Linked DNA regions of Homo sapiens: region 2 is linked to region 1. The links are chromatin loops, found by intact Hi-C in ENCODE. Cell type or tissue: K562. All regions are shown on one strand. Each heading gives the region's core, and the rest is flanking DNA. Links, peaks and the distances in the headings are about the cores only.

Region 1 (9,417 bases), core at 997-8,996:
TTTTAAGAAGACAAGACTCAAAGATATGGAGAAATGATCTAAGCCGTATGTTGTATATGCAGTGCACTCCTGTTTAATCCTGACAGTAAATGGTAAGGAGGGGAGGAGGTGGTGCCAGTTACCCATGAAATAGCTACAAATTAGAGCATACAGATGTGGCTTCATGGGAAGATTTGTGCTTGGACTTAATTTGAAAAAGAAAATGCTATAAGGGATTACTCACCTTATAGCATTTGTGTTGTAAGGAGTCAATAAGATCATCATACGAGTGAAGTGCCAAAGACTATGCCTGGCCCATAGATGTCATTAAAAATGGTAGTTACAGTACTTTTTTCTGCCTAACTATAAAGCAGCATCATTGTCTGAGGTAAATACCTGAGGTTCGTCATCTCATGCCAGGGAAATCGGGGATGCGGACACATAAGAAGTGAGTTTAAGAGCAGAGGTTTAACAGAGGAAAGAGAAAAGAGAATAGCTCTCTCCGGGTGCCCAAGTGGGTCTTCCAGTTTCATGGTGAAATGCACAGGATTTTATAGAGGAGCTGGAGGAGGTGGTGTCTGATTTACATAGGGCCTGAGAGGTTGGTTGGACCAGGTGTACCATTTGCATAGTATGCAAAGAAGATAGCTATCCCATCCTAATCTTTTATTATGAAGATGGGGTCTCTACCTGGCCAGTGCCATGTTGTCTGCTTTTTTACTGCACATGTGGTGATGAAGAAAAGGAAAAAGATAACCTCCATGTTGAATACACCTGCCTTCCAGGTATCCCTTTTCTATTGGCACAGCTGCTGGCATTTACCTATGGAGGCTTTTAGCTTGCTTATCTATGCCTGCACCATGATTTTTTGGGCTGCTTTTTATTAAAAGGAAATCTTATCGAGGACTCTCTCACCCTTACTATCTGCCTAAATAATTTCTTTCTGGCTCCTGTATCAACTAGATTGAAAGTTCCATGAGGACTCAAATCTGATGGATCCCAGTTGCTGTTTTTCCAGTAACTAGAATAGTGCTGGGCACATGCTAGACACTTAACAAATACTTGGTAATTGATTGTTATAATTATTATCATAAAAGTCAGGTAAACTCCAGTGCCTTCTTCAAAGAATCCTGCCTCCATCCTCTTTTTCAAATTAAGTCTAAGCACAAATCTTCCCATGAAGCCACATCTGTATGCTCTAATTTGTAGCTATTTCATGGGTAACTGGCACCACCTCCTCCCCTCCTTACCATTTACTGTCAGGATTAAACAGGAGTGCACTGCATATACAACATATGGCCTAGATCATTTCTCCATATCTTTGAGTCTTGTCTTCTTAAAATTCAATTCTACCAGTCATCCTTGATTGTTAAACAATTGCTGGGCACTGTGCTGGGTTCTAGAAAAGAAACAGTAGCTGCCTCTAGGAGTACCTAGTCTTTCGGTGGATACAGCTTTGTAATCTAACGATTACATCACAAGGTGATATGAAAAGCTATATGCACAGAGTATCTAGGTAGCAGAGATGGGAGAAAGTGATTATCTTTCTCAAAAATTAGGGAAGACTTCCTAGGGGAGGTTATAAGGACATGTGACTTTTCAAGGAAGGTCAGGAATTTTCCAGCTGGTTAAGGTGGGAGAAGAATATTCCAAGGAGAGTAAACAGTATGTGCCCAAGGGCATGAGATAGCAGTATATTATCCTGGAGAGCCTAGAAGCAATTCAGTACTGTTGGAGCATAATGGAGAAGCTGGGAAATAAGGAGGGGGCCAGGAAATTGAGGGTGCTAAGTCCAGAGACAGAGCCAGTGGCCATATGTAACAAAGTTTTGAATGTCATAAACACTGTAGGTGACGGGGACCCCGGAATGGGATTATCTGAGGAACCTTAGAAATGACCTTTGATAGCAGGGTAGAAAATACGCCAGGAGAGAAAGAAAAGGAGATTAAAGCTGCACAATACTTCAGGAAGAAGTATGAGTGGTCTAGATGAGAAACACCGAGGGCCTGATTTATAGCAGGATGAGCCGCAGACAAAACTCCTCAGACACCGAGTTAAAGAAGGAGCAGTTTATTCGGCCAGGAGCATCGGCAAGACTCCTGTCTCAAGAGCCGAGCTCCCCGAGTGAGCAATTCCTGTCCCTTTTAAGGGCTCACAACTCTAAGGGGGTCCACGTGAGAGGGTCATGATCGATTGAGCAAGCAGGGGGTACGTGACTGGGGACTGCATGCACCAGTAATCAGAACGAAACAGCACAGGACAGGGATTTTTACAATGCTCTTCCATACAATGTCTGGAATCTATAGATAACATAACCGGTTAGGTCAGAGGTCGATCTTTAACTGCCAGGCCCAGGGCGTAGCGCCGGGCTGTCTGCCTGTGGATTTCATTTTTGCCTTTTAGTTTTTACTTCTTCTTTCTTTGGAGGCAGAAATTGGGCATAAGACAATATGAGGGGTGGTTTCCTCCCTTAGATTGAGGCAGTGCTGATGAGGCAGAAAGACAGATTGAGCTGATTTTTAGGAGAGAAAATTCAGAATTGATAAAGCTAGCTTGGTCTTTGAGTGTAGGAAGATAAAAAGAAGAAAAAATAGCACTCTTGTTGTGTATCTCTTACTTGGAAAATGTAATGCTAAGCACATAAAAATGCTCAGAAAGTTATTTAATAAGTAAGTCTCCATAGCATTATCTGGTCTTGATTTAATTTTATTTCCAATTTTAAAATTACTTTCTATTAACTGGAACCTCCCATGCTTTACCCAGCCTTTTGGTGTGTTTCCAGTCTACAAGGATTCTCTTAATATTTCCAAGTAGAAAACTAAAAGGTGACTTTGTTTTCCAATCACATATTTATCTATTTAGATAGTCATTAGCATAGTATTCAAAAGCCATCTAAGAATGACGTTGCATGACTAAAAACAAAGAAGGAAAGATGTCAAACCTCAATACACAAGCATGAGCCTTCTTTTCATTGCAGGCCACACAGAGGAACACCACAATTTTTCTTAGTATTGAAGTTCATCTCAACCTCAACCAATCTTTAACTGTGTATCATAGAGTTTTTTTTTCATAGAAAACAATTTCCAGTTTACAGAAAGAAATGTCAAACTCAGTCTATCAGAGCTTTAGAATTAACAAGGAAGATGAACAACACAGTATAAGCAAAATTGCTCGTTTTTGTAAGCTAACTGCAACCACAGAGGTGAGAAAGTCTTCCATTGATATGATGGCTATCATGCATATATTTTTATATGTTTCTAAGAATTGAAAGTAGAACTATCAGGGCTTCAGATACATTTTGAAGAGATAATGTTATTTATTTATTTTGAGTCAGGGTCTTAGCTCTGTCATTCAGGCTGAAGTGCAATAGCAAGATCACAGCTCACTGCAGCCTCGACCTCCCGGGTTCAAGTGATCCTTCCACCTTAGCCTCCTGAGTAGCTGAGACTACAGACACTTGCCACCATGCCTGGCTAATTTTTAAATTTTTTGTAGACACGGGAGTCTCACTATGTTGTCCAAGGCTGATGTCGAACTCCTGGGCTCAAGAACAGGTGGTGGGTCAGCAATCCTCCTGCCTTAGCCTCCCAGAGTGCTGGGATTACAGGCATGAGCCAGCAGTCCTGGCAAGGAGATAATTTTATTTATTTATTTATTTAGTTAGTTAGTTAGTTACTTATTTTTTGAGATGGAGTCTTGCTCTGTCACCCAGGCTGGAGTGCAATGGTGCCATCTCCGCTCACTGCAACCTCTGCCTCCCGGGCTCAAGTGATTTGCCTGCCTCAGCCTCCTGAGTAGCTGGGATTACAGGTGTGCACCAACATGCCCAGATTTTTATTGTATTTTTAGTAGAAATGGGGTTTCACCATGTTGGCTAAGCTGGTATCAAACTCCTGACTTCAGGTGATCTGCCTGCCTCAGTCTCCCAAAGTGCTAGGATTAGAGGTATGAGCCACCACGCCTGGCCAAGGAGATAATTTTAAATGATCAAAATTTTTGGAGGCATATCATACATGTACATGTATGATCTCTGAAAACTGTTTTAAAGATAAAGTCAGCAAAGTACAGCCTGTTGGCCAAATCTGACCCACCACCTGTTCTTGTAATGCTGTGAACTGAGAATAGCTTTTGCATTTTTAAATTTTAAAAGGTTGAAAAAAATCAAAAGAAGAATAAAATTTTATAATATGTGAAAATTACCTGAATTTCAAATGTCAGTGTCCATAAATAAGGTTTTATTGAAGCACAGCTCACCCATCCGTTATGTACCAGCTGCATTCATGCTATAATAGCAGAGCTGAGTGGTTATGACAGAGACTTTCTGGCCAAGAAAGCCTAATGTACTTACTAGCTGGCTCTTTCCAGAGACTGTTTGTCAACCCTGTTTTAAGAGCTTTCCTCTAAAGAAGCACAAGCCTTTAGTAAACTGAAGACTTCTTCATAAAGATTTTCTGTGTCAGTGATACATTATGTTAAAAAAAGAAAATCCATGAATTTAGTAAAGATAACATTGATATTATAGACTAAAACAATAGGCATGACTTTAATTATATTTAGGATGCTTATTTTCCCACCTTATTTCAGTAGCATAGTTATAAGAACACACGCTTTAGGGTGATCATTCTTTTTTCTTGAATTTTGTTGAGCTTTGCATGACCTTGGACTAGTTACCTAACCTCTTGTAAGCCTCAGGTTTCCTACAAGAACAGAATAATAGCAATACCAACCTCATGGGAGTATGGTAAGTACCAAAATGGATAAGTGGGGCATTTTTGGGGGGGAATTACTTAGCTTGTTATCTGGTAGTAGGTGTGCAATAGATTATAATTATCATCATTCTCTGAAAATGTCATTTTTGCTTTCTGGTGCTCCATTTCTAGTACTGCCTGTAAGGTCTATTTTGACAAGGAAATCTGTAAGACCCTGCCAACATCATTTTGCATAGCAAGAGCCCTTCTCTGTGTTACAATCTGGACAAAAACTGTCCTCAGTTGCATGAATCCAAGAATACACTTGACAGAAGAATGGAAAAAAGGAAGCCTAGGAAGTCTAGAAACAAAAATCATAGTGATGAGCAGTGCTGGAAGGCTGGTCAGCAGCTAGAGTACAGCTTGTGAGCAGCATATTGGGATTTTTTTTTTTCCATGTTAGACTCTATTCCAACTCTTTCTATTGAGAGTCCACGGTTTTGTGATGGGTTGTTGATGAAGGAAAGCTCTGAATTTTTTAGAGCGGATGAAGTGTTTGTCATTTTATTCCATTTTATGTTAGGTTAACACTGCCATTTTTCTTTTATTATTCGATGTCTTAGCTGATGTCTCCCAGGCGAAAAGTACCCAGAAAATCATGAGAGTGCAGTTCCTGGAAATTCAGTTATTTCTTTCTCGCTGGGCTTGCTCTGCCTTTAGAATTGTTGTGACTCTGGATTCCTGCGGAGGAACTAGGGCCTGGGGTGACCTCATGGCTCCTCAGCTATGATGCACCTTCTCTTTTCTTCCCTTATCTCAAGTAGGTCCTGAGCAGCCCAGCCCAGGTGGTCTCTTCTGCTCACCAGGGGTGGCCTGGAGTCAATTGATAAGAGCCCTCTTTTCTTGGCCCTTACAAAACAAATTTCTGCCTAAAGACAGCTAAAGGGAAGAAAAACACCACCAAACCAACAACTCCTTTGTACCTCCATTATCCCCAAAATTAGATAAAGAAAAATTAGAATACCAGGAGGCAGCAGACACCTCCACAATGCAGCTCGGAAACAGAATTTCTATAGATCTGCTGTCCTTTTTTTAAAATCACATAGAAGAGTTTGTACAAATCTCATTTGTTTTCACTTCCTTCATTTTTGTGTCTTAACACATTATTTTGAGGAAAATGCCTCTGAATTTTATCCTTGCTCTTCAATTACGGTTGAACAGGAACTGTTAATTGAGTTTAGCCACTCAAAAGAAGAACAAAGTATTTCATCATTCTTACATATTCTGGTTGGACTCATGGTTAAAGAAGACAAATAGAAAAACTCACACATCAGCCTGGTGTGGGGATAAAACCAAAAACAGTGATGCTCACAGGCATGCCTGAGAGTGGAATGGTGGTGTTGGTGGGGGAGTGCCTGTTTACTGGTAGTAGGAGTAACTCTCGTCATCATATTCCAGCTCATCTATGTCATCGTCATCCAGCAGCCCATATTTAAATTTCCGGTAGACTGTGCCATCCTGGCCCATGTAGACGATGTCATCATCATCATCCTCATCATAGTCCCGATCCCTGTACTCAATCACCTGATCCTCTTCAAAGCTGGTGCTCTCTCTATAGCTGCTCTTATAGGAGGAGTAAGACTTGTTGGGGTCGGCCAGTTTTTCATAGCCGGCCTTTGCTGCTGGCTGGACTCGGCCACGAGATTTCTTCCACACTACCACAGCTGCCCCGAGCAGAAGCACCAGCATCATGGAGGAGGTGATGAACAGAGCTGTCTTGAAATGCTCAGTTGCAGGCCTAACCTTGCTTGTTCGAAGGATGCATTCGTCTGTTGGAAGAAGACCTCAAAGGAAGAGGCAAGAGGGAAAAAGTGAAAGAAATAGAATAGAGAAAATTAGTTTCTGAGGTAAAGAATTTCACCTTTATTTTAAAAATTGAAAATGGTAGAATCACTGTCTCTGATTTTCCTCTGTTTTTAATTTTAATTTTAATTTTTTTGTAGAGACAGCATCTCACTATGTTGCCCTGGCTGGTCTCAAACTCTTGGGCTCAAGAGATCCTCCCACCTTGGTCTCCCAGAGTGCTGGGATTACAGACGTGAGCCACCGCACCCGGCCTGTCTCTGATTTTCCTAGAAGGCATACCACTGTATAAAATTGGAGTATGTACCCCGTGAGAATCCTAGCCTATGTCTGATGAAGCCAATAAATCCTTCTAGAAAGAAGGTCAGTTTGCCATCCAAAGGGAGTTCCCTTATCCCCATACCTCGTAGGTCAGTCACCAGGTGTCCAACATTATCAACTGATTCTTCTATTTCCCTCCTAAGAAAATACTTCATCTTGGACTAAGCTTTAGTTATTGCTAAATGCTCTATTTTCTTTCCCAATTCCAACTTCTTTTCTAAGACTGAGTCCTCTCCCAAGGTACCCTTAAGTCTGGGCCAACATGACTGTCCCACCACTTAAGGGCAAGAGCAGATAATTTATAAAACTACTGACTCTGAGAGCCATGTGGGGCCTTAGAAATTACTTAGGCCAATTTGTTGTTTGACATTTGAGGAAACTAAAGTCCATCGAGAGGAAGTGAATTGTCACATTGTCAGAGACAAGACCTTATTTGTGGAGCAATCAGAATTCAAATCCAGGAATCCTAGCTCCATGCTACAGTCTAAAGACATTAGGACAAAAGGCTCTGACAACAGTTCTTTGGCTTCTTGGAGTTTTATGCTCCTAGCCTGGCAGAAAAAGAAGTACTATCTTTAAATCCTATCAACTTGAATGATAGGGAATTTTTTTCTATCATTATTAAGAGTTTTTTTTTTTGAGATGGAGTCTCGCTCTGTCACCCAGGCTGGAGTGCAGTAGCACAATAGCTCGGCTCACTGCAGCCTCTGTCTCCCAAGCTCAAGCAATTCTCATGCCTTAGCCTCCTGTGTAGCTAGGACTACAGGTGCACACCACCATGCCTGGCTGATTTTTGTATTTTTAGTAGAGATGGGGTTTCACCATGTTGGCCAGGCTGGTCTTGAATTCCTGACCTCAGGTGATCACCCTCGGCCTCCCAAAGTTCTGGGGCATGAGCCACCACATCCAGCCATTATTAAGAGTTTTGAAATCCGGAGTTCCAACCCCTGTCATCCATCAGCCTCTGTTTTGATGCCTTGATTGAGAATATGGAGTAACCAAAACAGTTTCATGGAAGGAAAGATTCAACTGTAACTTTAGTGATGAGGATGAGCTCATTTTTCTTACTTCTTATTCATTTTTCCAGGTGGTATGATTTGGGTAATATGTCTATTTTTTTTCTATTCTTTAACCCACCACATGGGAGTATGAAAGAACCAGAGAAAAAACTATCAGGCCATGAGGCCATGTTGGATGTACAAGCTGAGTTACACGGTAGGTTTTTCATAAATATTTGTTGAACTTCTTGGATCTCTCGTGTTCAAGGGATAATTTCATGAGCAATTCTAGGTACATCCTACACAGGTACATTCTAGGTATATTCATTCTAGATAAATGAATATAACACTGCTGCCAAGGTGCAATGCTTTTTGCTTATTAAATATTGATCAATTAGATCTGATACATCATGACTATGTATTTCTCTTTCTTTTTTGCTAGTGAGAAAGAAGTTTTCTATTTTATCATAATTTTCATTCTCATGGGATTTTACCTATCAAGCCGAGTTTCTTCTTCTAAAGTAACAGCCCTATCATTATTACATTAATCATTAGCAAGTTCAGCATAGAATTTTTCCCTGGAGAAAACATTAAAGCATTGGAGAGATTGATAAGCAATCTGTGTGTGGTACTGTGAGATAAATACTGCCTGAAGCAGTAGAATCAATATGAAAACCTTTTGAGGTTGTTTGAATTACTAGGGTGCCATATGCAGTCATGCCTTGCTTACTATTCTCCATCCCAGGTCTGCAGAGTCAGGGTTAGCCTTTGTGATATGGTTTCTTTGAAGGGGCAGAGTGTCTCTGTAAAGAAGGATCAGGTAATCAAGAGCATTTATACTTTCGCAGATTGCTGCAGGTGGCTCTTCAAGAGCTGCAGGGGGACCAGGAAAGCTGACGAGATAGTTCTTAGTTGGAACAGTCTTTCAGAAACTCTGCATGCAACATGCACAAACTTCTGGTTTCATTTAAAGGCATTAATGTTGTGAGAGTTATTATTCTTAGCTGACACAGAATGGATATTAGGCAATCAGACCCTGAATGTAGGTGTGTATGAAGAACAGGGAAAACCAGCTGCTCGTGGGGGTGGGAAAGCTGAAAGAAGGAAAACGTTTTTGGAAAGATGATACTTAAAACCCAATTGAAAATGCTGATCAAGCCAGGCGCGGTAGCTCACGCCTATAATCTCAGCACTTTGGGAGGTTGAGGTGGGCAGATCACCTGAGGTCAGGAGGTCAAGACCAGTCTGGCCAACATGGTGAAACCCCTTCTGTACTAAAAATACAAAAATTAGCCGGGTGTGGTGGTGGGCACCTGTAATCCAAGCTACTCTGGAGGCTGAGGTAGAAGAATAGCTTGAACCCAGGAGACAGAGGTTGCCGTGAGCCGAGATTGTGCCATTGCACTCCAGCCTGGGTGACAGAGCCACACTCTGTCAAAACAAAAAAAGAAAAAGAAAAAGAAAGAAAGAAAGAAAGAAAATGCTAATCAAAAATAAAAAAGAAATGGCTGGTAGCAGTTATGGGTCTGGGATTTTCTTTACTTACAAATAGACCAACTCACAAATAT
Region 2 (9,417 bases), core at 702-8,701, 59 kb before region 1:
ACCAACAACAAAAAGGATACTATCTCAATAAATTCCTTGCCATTCTACAGTGGAAATTTTAATGATGGCATTAAATCAATTCACTTCTATGGATTTCATCAAACTATGTCATAGCTTATATTATTCCTAGAAGAGTTGTTGAATCCCCATCTCATGGAAGCTTGAGAAAAAAAGCGTAACATCATCTGTTCCTTTCTCATTGCAGATCTGCAGGAAACATGCCATTTTGCAGTACAAATTAAGTGATTCTTTTGTTCATTAAAAGCTTGCCAAAACTGGTAACTGTGATGACTGACCTCTGTTTTAGTCTGTTTTGTGCTGTTATAACAGAATCCATGAGACTGGATAATTTATAATAAACAGAAATTTATTGGCTTACAGTTTTGAAGACTAGGAAGTTCAAGGTCATGGGGCCAGCATCTTGCAAGGGCCTTTTTGCTGCATCATCCCATGGGGGAAAGGCAAAGGGAGGGTGCAAGAGAGCAGGAGAATGAGCTCACAGTGTCAGCCTTTTTATAATTGGCATTAATTCATTCATGACGTTGGAATTCTCATGACCAAAACACCTCCAATTAGGCCCCACTTCCCAACAGCATTGCATCATTAGGGATTAAGTTTCCAACACATGAACTTTGGGGGACACATTTAAACCACGGCAACCTCCAAGGAGGAAAACATGATGCCTAATGGCAAGGGTGATGGCAATGGTGGTGGTGATCATGGACGACTAAGTTAGAAAAGTATAGATATTTCTCAGTTTACAATGGGGTTATGTCCTGCTAAATCCATCATAAATTGAAAATACCTTAAGTCAAAAATACATTTAATATGCCTAACCTGCTGAGGATCATAGTTTAGCCTAGGTTAACTTAAATGTGCTCAGAATACTTATTACATTAGTCTACCATTGGGCAAAATCATTGAACACAAAGGTTATTTTATAATAGTGTTGAATATCTCATGTAATTTATTGAATATTGTACTAAAAGTGAAAAAAATAATGGTTAGGCCAGGCATAGTGACTCATGCCTATGATCCCAGCAATCTGGGAGGCTGAGGCAGGCAGACTGCTTGAGCCCAGGAGTTTGAGACCAGCCTGGGCAACATGGAGAAACCTAGTCTCTACAAAAAATACAAAAATTAGCTGGGCATGGTGGCATGCACCTGTAGTTCCAGCTACTCTGGAGGCTGAGGTGGGAGGATCACTTGAGCCTAGGAGGTCAAGGCTGCAGTGAGTGCAGTGAGCCATAATCACACCACTGCACTCAAGCTTGGGTGATAGAGCAAAACCCTGTCTCAAAAAAACCAAAACAAAATGAAAACAAAAAACACCAGAATGGTTGTATAGGTACTCAAAGTATGGTTTCTACTGAATGCATATCATTGTTCCACCATAATAAAGCCAAAAAATTATAAATAAAATTAACATAAATCAAGAACTATCTATCTGCATAGTGAATGGATGAAATATACCGTAGATTAAGATGCTACTGCTGAGTGCCGTGGTTCACACCTGTAATCCTGGCACTTTGGGAGGCCGAGGCGGGTGGATCTCTTGAGCTCAGGAGTTCGAGACCATCTTGGGCAACATGGCTGATATGGTGTGGCTGTGTTCCCACTCATATTTCATCTTGAATTTTAATTCCCATAATCTCCATGTGTCGTGAGAGGGACCCGGTGGGAGGTATTAATAATTGAATCATGGGGGTGGTTTCTCCCATGCTGTTCTCATGACAGTGAGTGAGTTCTCATGAAATCTGATGGTTTTATAAGCTTCTGCTGTTTCCCCTTCTTGCACTCATTCTCTCTCCTGCTGCCCTGTGAAGAGGTGTCATCCACCATGATTGTAAGTTTCCTGAGGCCTCCCCAGCCATGCAGAACTGTGGGTCAATTAAACCTCTTTTCTTTATAAATTACCCAGTCCTGGATATTTCTTCATAGCAGCCTAAGAATGAACTAACATAACGGTAAAACCCTGGCTCTACAAAAAACACAAAAATTAGTCGGGTGTGGTGGCTTGCATGTGTAGTCCCAGCTACTTGGGAGGCTGAGGAAGGAGAATTGTTTGAGCCCAGGAGGTGGAGGCTGCAGACAGCTGTGATTGAGCCATTGCACTTCACCCTGGATGACAAAGTGAGACCATTTCCAAAAAAAAAAAAAAAAAAAAAAACAACCTACAAACAAATTGAGTTGCCATCAATAAGACATTAAATTGTGTGGGTTGTTTTTTGTTGTGGTTTTTTTTTTTTTTTTTTTTTTGAGACAGGGCCTTGCTCTCTCATCCAGGCTGGAGGGCAATGGCTCCATCTCGGCTCACTCAGCCTCCCTCCTGGGTTCAAGCAATTATCGTGCCTCAGCCTCCCTAGTAGCTGGGACTACAGGCACACACCACCATGGTCAGCTAATTTTTGTATTTTTTTTAAATAGAGATGGGGTTTTACAATGTTGGCCAGGCTGGTCTTAAACTCCTGACCTCGTGTGATCTGCCCGACTTGGCCTCCGAAAATGCTAGGATTACAGGTGTGAGCCACTGTGCCCAGCCAACATTTACTTATTTGTAAAAATCCAAATGCTGGCATTGTCCAGGAAAATCTAACAAGTTTATTTATAATTGTTATAAAGGTGAATTGCTGACACTTGTTTAATAAAACATTTTGATTTGCCTCAGTGCTTTATATTTCCACATTCATATTAACAATTCGCACACAAGTGAAAATGGTAAAACTGTCAATATCTGATTTCTATCCCCTATTTTTCCACTTGCATTTATATACTTAGGTACTTTTTGACCCCATGAGGAAAAAATATCAAACATTCAGAACCACCACTAACAGGAAGATGAGAGGATTTTTCATTTGTTTGTTTTGAGAATGAAATGTTTCCTTTCATAGTGGATTCTTTTTTTTTTTTTTTTTCCTTTTGAGATAGGGTCTTGTTCTGTCACCCAGGCTGGAGTGCAGTGGTGTGATTTTAGCTCACTGCAATCTTGAACTTCTGGCCTCAAGCCATCCTCCTGCCTCAGCCTCCCAAGTACCTGGGACCACAGCTGCATGCCACCAAGCCTGGCTATTTTTTTAAAATTATTTTTAGTAGAGAAGAGGTCTTGCTATGTTGCTCAGGCTGATCTTAAACTCCTGAGCTCAATTGATCCTCCTGGCTCCGCCTCCCAAAGTGCTGGGATTACAGGTGTGAGCCACCACACTCAGCCATAGTAGATTCTTAAACATATTCTCAATCTATGTAGCATGCTAGCTGGATGTCTTTAGTCATAACTGTTATACTTTGGGCTGGGTGTGGTGGCTTGTGCCTGCAATCCCAGCTAAATGGGAGGCTGAGCCTGGAGAATTGCTTGAGCCCAGGAGTTCAAGGCCAGACTGGGCAACATAGCAAGACCCCTCTCTCTAAATAATTTATTTTAATTAGCCAGGCCTGGTAGTGTGTGTCTGTAATCCCGGCTTCTCGGGAGGCTAAGGGAGGAGGATTACTTGGCCCAGGAGTTCAAGGCTGCAGTGAGCTATGATCACGCCACTGCACTCCAGCTTGGGTGACAGAGCAAAGCCTTGTCTCTAAAAATATAAATAGAAATGAAATATAAAAACAAACAAAAAACACTGTTACACATTTGATACAGAGAGCACCCAGGGTGGAAGTCCCACATGATAGACCACACTTGCTTCCTACAATAGACCTCACTTGCTTCCAATAGCTGTGCTCTGGCAACACAAATCTGTTTTGAAGTCCTAAGCAATTTCTAATATCAGGTACTGGAATGAAAGTTTGCAAATCAGAAATTTGGTGGACTTTTGATAACATCTAATTTCATGGAGTGCCACAGTATCAAGCCTGTAATGCTAAGGTTTCTTCATTTCTCCAGTAGAGGGTGCACTCTTGGGAAAGGCATTTGTAGCCAGATGTTTTCCGGGTGCCAGCTTTGTAGGAGCCATGGTAAGTAGGAGACACCTCCTGACTTACCTTCCTTCTTTGGCTGGAGCTCAGCAAGATAGAGGTGCTGGTGTTAGAGAGTAGCAACTGTGTGGTGGCTGCTCAACTTATTTAGTAAATGTTATTTTTAGACAGTACATTTTATGTCAGGATTCAATTCTGTTAAGTCACAATGTAGCAGTATGATCTCCACCACTGCTCCAGATGGAAACATTGCTTTACATTTTTTCTTTCCCTTTCTCTTTCTTTTTTATTTTTTTGACACAGGGTCTCAATTTGTCCCCCAGGCTGGAGTGTAGTCGCATGATATTGGCTCACTGCAGCCTAGACATCTTGGGCTCAAGGGATCCTCTCACCTCAACCTCCTGAGTAGTTGGGACTACAGCCACACCCCATGCCTGGCTAATTTTCGTAGAGACGGGGGTCTCGCCATGGTGCTCAGGTGGTCTTGAACCCCTGGGGTCAAGCGATTCTCCCGCCTTGGCCTCCCAAAGTGCTGGAATTACAAACATGACCCACTACGCCCAGCTTACACTTTAAACTATTTATTTTCCATTTATTTTACCAACCAATATGTATTTAGTAACAACCCTGTGCCAGACATGGTATTAGCTCTGGTGACACAGTAATGAAGATGGACAAAGTCTGTTGTCATGGAGTGTATATTCTGGAGGGGGATTGTGACAGCCAATAATCATGTAAATAAGATGGTGATGATTGGGATGGGGGCTATAAGGGATTAAGCACTGAGAATCGAAAGAAAGAATGACTGTTGATGTTATACAGATTATGCAGCCATAGAGGAGGCAATGTTGGGACTCAGAAAAGTGATACCCCAAAATATGGTGTTTTGGTATACTGAACTAAAAGAAGCAGCCTCGAGGTCTCTCTGACACCCCCCTCCAGCCTCCACTAACATTTTGTCTCTCCCAAGGCACAGGATGAGGCTCTTCTCTGATATTCCTTTATCACCTTTAAGACTGGACCCACAAAGAAAACACAATTGCCTTCCATCCCCTCTCCGAAATCTCATTACCTATCACAGAAAAGAAGACTGAGTAATGTAACCACACCTGGATGAATTTTTTCACAAAACAATGTCTGCCTTTCAGGCTCATTCAAATTCTAAAGAGAATAACTTACAGATTAATTCCTGTCTCCCAGGTTCATTCATTTCCCCTAAAAATCATTTGCTGCCCCTCAAAATTGTTACACCCTCAACTCCCCTTCCCCTGTGAACAAGAGTATGTAAGCAACTGGACCTCATTTGGGTTATTGGGTAATCCTACCCCTGCAATTCCCTCATGTTTATGCATGTTAAATAAATTTTGTATGCCTTTTTCTGCTTTTTAATCTGCCTTTTGTCAGTTCATTTTGTAAACCACAAATAAAATTCTAAGGCCCACCAACCAACCGTCTGAATAGACCCCCTCCTCTCAGCCAGGGCACTCCAACATTAACCTGAAAACCTGGTGCAAGCCATGATGGGAAGAGAGGGTGGGACATGCCTCATTATACCCTCCTCCCTTTTGGAATTCAGAAAAAGTTGACCAGCATGTACAATCAACACAGACTTTAAGTCTAGTAAGAAACACTTACAATCTGTTTTCTCCAAAGTCTGTTACCTGGAGGCTTTCTCAGCATGATAAAACTTTGGTTTCCACAACCTCTTATTGTAACCCAAATATTCCTTTCTATTGATAGTAGTTCTTTCAACCAATTGCCAATCTAAAATATTTTAAATGTACCTATAACCTGGAACCCCTCCTCCCCTCTCTGCCCACTTGGAGTTGTCCCACCTTTCTGGACTGAACCAATGTATACCTTACGTGTATTTGATTGATGTCTCATGTCTCCCTAAAATGTATAAAACTAGGCTGTACCCCGACCACCTTGGGCACATGTTCTCAGGGTCTTCTGAGGGCTGTGTCATGGGCTATGGTCACTTCTATTTGGCTCAGAATAAATCTCTTAAATATTTTACAAAGTTTCACTCTTTTCATCAACAATTTTCAACAAACCCTTAACAGGATGACGGACGCTTTCCCTTGGCCCCTCTACAATCATACAGGTGGGTGATGTGTGAGCTTTGCCATGATCTTACTGGGGTGCTATGAGTTGCTGAGAAATTACTGAAGAAATTAATGGCCTACAAAAGTGATATGAAAATTATTTTAAACTGAAAATGCCTGTACAACCAGCAGCTACAGAAATAAACATTATCCAAACTTAAGCAGGGCCTCCTGAAAATACAGATGCCTTTGGCTCCCCCACCCACCAAAGGAGTTTCCTGTTGGGAGAATACTGAAGTGTGAATTCAGCTAGCTATTAACATCAGAAAAGCCAACAGTACCTTTCATTCTTCCCCTTTGAAGTTTTAACTCCTCCCTGTTTTGTTCAGTTGACGTAAAAACATTTACCTCTGGCTTCTTATCCAGTTACTCCTTACTGAGTAATGAGTGCATGTATAAATAATTCTTGTTCTGTTCATCCATCTATTGTCAGTTAATCTTCAGGCCCCCAAGCAATTGAAACTAGTGGGTAGAGGAAAATTTTCCTTCCAACACTACATTGTGATACATACTCAGGTGGGTAAAAAAAGACTAGGGCACATTTTGTTGAATATTTGTCAACTTCATTTACTGCGGAGATGGCATTTTTATGTCCATAACCTCTGAATTATAATTTTGAAGAAGGCACTGAGGTAGGATTACATTTATTTCACCCATAGTTATTAAAGCAAATAATTTCATGAGCTTCATAAATAACTATAAACTATTTCAAAGAAAACATTTCTTAACTCATTGTTTAGATTTAAGGCAGATAAGTGACACATTTTTTATCATATCTTCTTTTTTTCTGAGACAGAGTCTGGCTCTGTCACCCAGGCTGGAGTGTGGCACAATCTTGGCTCACTGCAACCTCCATCTCCCAGGTTCAAATGATTCTCCTGCCTTAGCCTCCCAAGTAGCTGAGATTACAGGTGCCCACCACCACACCCAGCTAATTTTTTGTATTTTTAGTAGAGACAGGGTTTCACCATGATGGCCAGGCTGGTCTTGAACTCCTGACTTCAAGTGATCCACCCGCCTCAGCCTCTCAAAGCGCTGGGATGACAGGCGTGAGCCACTGCACCCAGCCAGATCATATCTTCTTAATTCCTAAGTATCACAAAAAAGCTTTTTCATCTTATTCAAAACTTAAAATTAAAAGAAGAATTTATGCCATAGTGTTAGTTAAATACGTAGTGAGACTGGAGAGTTCCCTGGATCCCTTCGTGGGACTTGCAACAGGGGTGTGGTTCGCTTACTCAGCCCCCCACTCAAACCCCTTGCAGGAGGGGGAGCGTGCAGGCAAGCAGGTGCCAAGGCTGGGGCAAGCACTTCTGGGCTCTGGCCCTATGGCAGCATCTAGGGGTGTGTTACAATTAATGCTCTTTTAGCAGTTGCCATTCATGGATGGCTAAGTGTTAACTGGCTCAGAGGAGAGTCAGCACGACAGCATTTTACTCTCTGCCCTCTTGGTATCCTGGTCCTTGTCTGGCATCCAGGAAGAATCAGGTCACATGGACTTGAAGGATGGTGAATGCAGAGGTTTTACTGAGTGAAGGAGGTGGCTCTTAGTGGGATGGGCAGCTGGAAAGGGGATGGAGTGGGAAGATAATCTTCCCCCTGGAGTTCAGCCGTCCCTGGCCAAACTCATCTCGACAGTCAGATGCTTCTTCTCTTCTTTCCTTCTCTGCCATGACACTCTGCTTGTCTGTAAGTGGAATTTGAGGTTTTTATGGGTATGGGATGGGGGGTATGATGGGCCAGGGCAGTTTTGGAAAAAGCAACATTGGAGTGGGAAAACAGGGATGTGAAGTTCTCATTTAGGGCTGTGGGCCCAGGCTTGTGGGTAGGGCCTTTGCCAGGGAACTGCCCTCTTCTATTCAGTATTTCCCTGCCTCCTGTCCATATCAATAATAGTTGGCTGCTGCTTCAGCCCCTGTGATTACCAGGAAGCATGAGAGCAATCTTGGCAGTGGAACAAAAAAACATTGAATAATGATTTGTGGGCACACCATACAAAATCACAATGGAAAGACAAACAGGAAGTCTCAGGGTTTTGGGTTTTTCTTGTGTTTTCTGGGGATAGAGGGGGCCCAAGCATTGTGTAATTAGTTGTCAATAACTTTCTTTGTGAATTCTACATGTGGAAGATCTGTTTCACATGTGCTTTGGCATTGAATAATTATTTTATTGATGCTTTGTTAAAACAAAGATAGAATCCCATTTTATATCTGGTTATGTAAATAGAAAACTGTACACACTGCTCTACTCTTGCTTTTCATGGGAGGGGAAATGGCTTCCCTCTACCCTTCTAGGTTCTTTGGCTAGGCCATGAATTAAATTGACAGATGATAAATTAACAAGAGAAAAATCATCTTAATTACATATGTATGCATAGGACTCTGACAAATATGTGAGACTTAATTCCAGCTTCCACTAGCCATCCTGTCCCACCTAAGGTGGGGGGAAAAATCCAAGGGGCAGAGACAGTATGTGAAGTTCACCGTCAAGGTCAGGTGTGGTGACTCATGCCTGTAATCCCAATACTTACCAAGACTGAGACAAGTGGATTGCTTGAGCCCAGGAATTCAAGACCAGCCTGAGCAACATGGTGAAACTCTGTCTCCACAAGAAATACAAAAATTAGCCAGGTATGTGGTGCGTGCCTGTAGCCCCAGCTACACAGGAGGCTGAGGTGGAAGTATCACCTGAGCCTAGGAAATCAAGGTACAGTAAGACATGATCGTGTCACTGCACTCCAGCCTGGGCAACAGAATGAGACTCTGTCTCAAGGAAAAAAAAAAGTTCACAGCTAAAGGGCACATAAAGGCTTACTAAATGCCTAAGACCTAATTATAGTGCCAGAGGCATTTAAAGGAGAGCAACTCCATCTTGAATAGGAGCTACGTAAAATAAAGCCCAGACCTGCTTGGCTGCCATCCCAGGAGGTTAGGCATTCTTATTCACAGGATAAGACTGGAGGTGAACAGGACTGGTATCACACGTCAGAGGTTGTAAAGACCCTACTGATGAAACAGGATGTGGTAAAGAAGCCAGCCAAAACTCACCGAAACCAAGATGGAGATGAAAGTGACCTCTGGTTGTCCTCACTTCTCATTATATGTTCGTTATAATGCATTAGCATGCTAAAAGACACTCCCACTAGCACCATGACAGTTTACAAATGCCATGGCAACTTCTGGAAATCACCCTACATGTTCTAAAAAGGCGAGGGACCCTCAGTTTCTGAAACTCTTCATCCTTTTTCTGGAAAACTCATGAATAATCTACCCCTTGTTTATCATCTAATCAAGAAATAACCATAAAAATAGTCAACCAGCAGCCCCCTGGTTGCTCTGCCTATGGAATAGCCATTCTTTTGTTTCATTACTTCTCTATAAACTTGCTTTTTACTTTACTCTGT

What was found. Hi-C counts contacts between places; a loop is a spot of excess contacts. Peaks named below come from ENCODE experiments on the same cell type or tissue, not always from the same donor. Only the 100,000 strongest peaks of a DNase experiment are listed, where the experiment ranks them.
Region 2: it touches region 1 in a loop (2.6-fold over the local background); 3 of 110 quality-filtered maps call a loop at or near these places.

What each region holds. Positions count from the first base shown.
Region 1 is chr9:76,355,592-76,365,008 of GRCh38, reverse strand. PCSK5 (proprotein convertase subtilisin/kexin type 5) reads right to left here. Exons shown (of 38, transcript NM_001372043.1): 38 at 2,034-6,496. The coding sequence ends at 6,087. Among named protein-coding and RNA genes, the nearest start is that of RFK, 34 kb to the left of the region's middle. In K562, for the core only: no CTCF peak of the experiment used is centred there; a DNase peak (open chromatin) is centred at 5,488.
Region 2 is chr9:76,414,443-76,423,859 of GRCh38, reverse strand. It overlaps a transcript of GCNT1 not described here and the pseudogene H3P32. Among named protein-coding and RNA genes, the nearest start is that of RFK, 25 kb to the right of the region's middle. RefSeq lists an enhancer at 5,994-6,575. In K562, for the core only: a CTCF peak has its summit at 3,869 (motif pointing right); no DNase peak of the experiment used is centred there.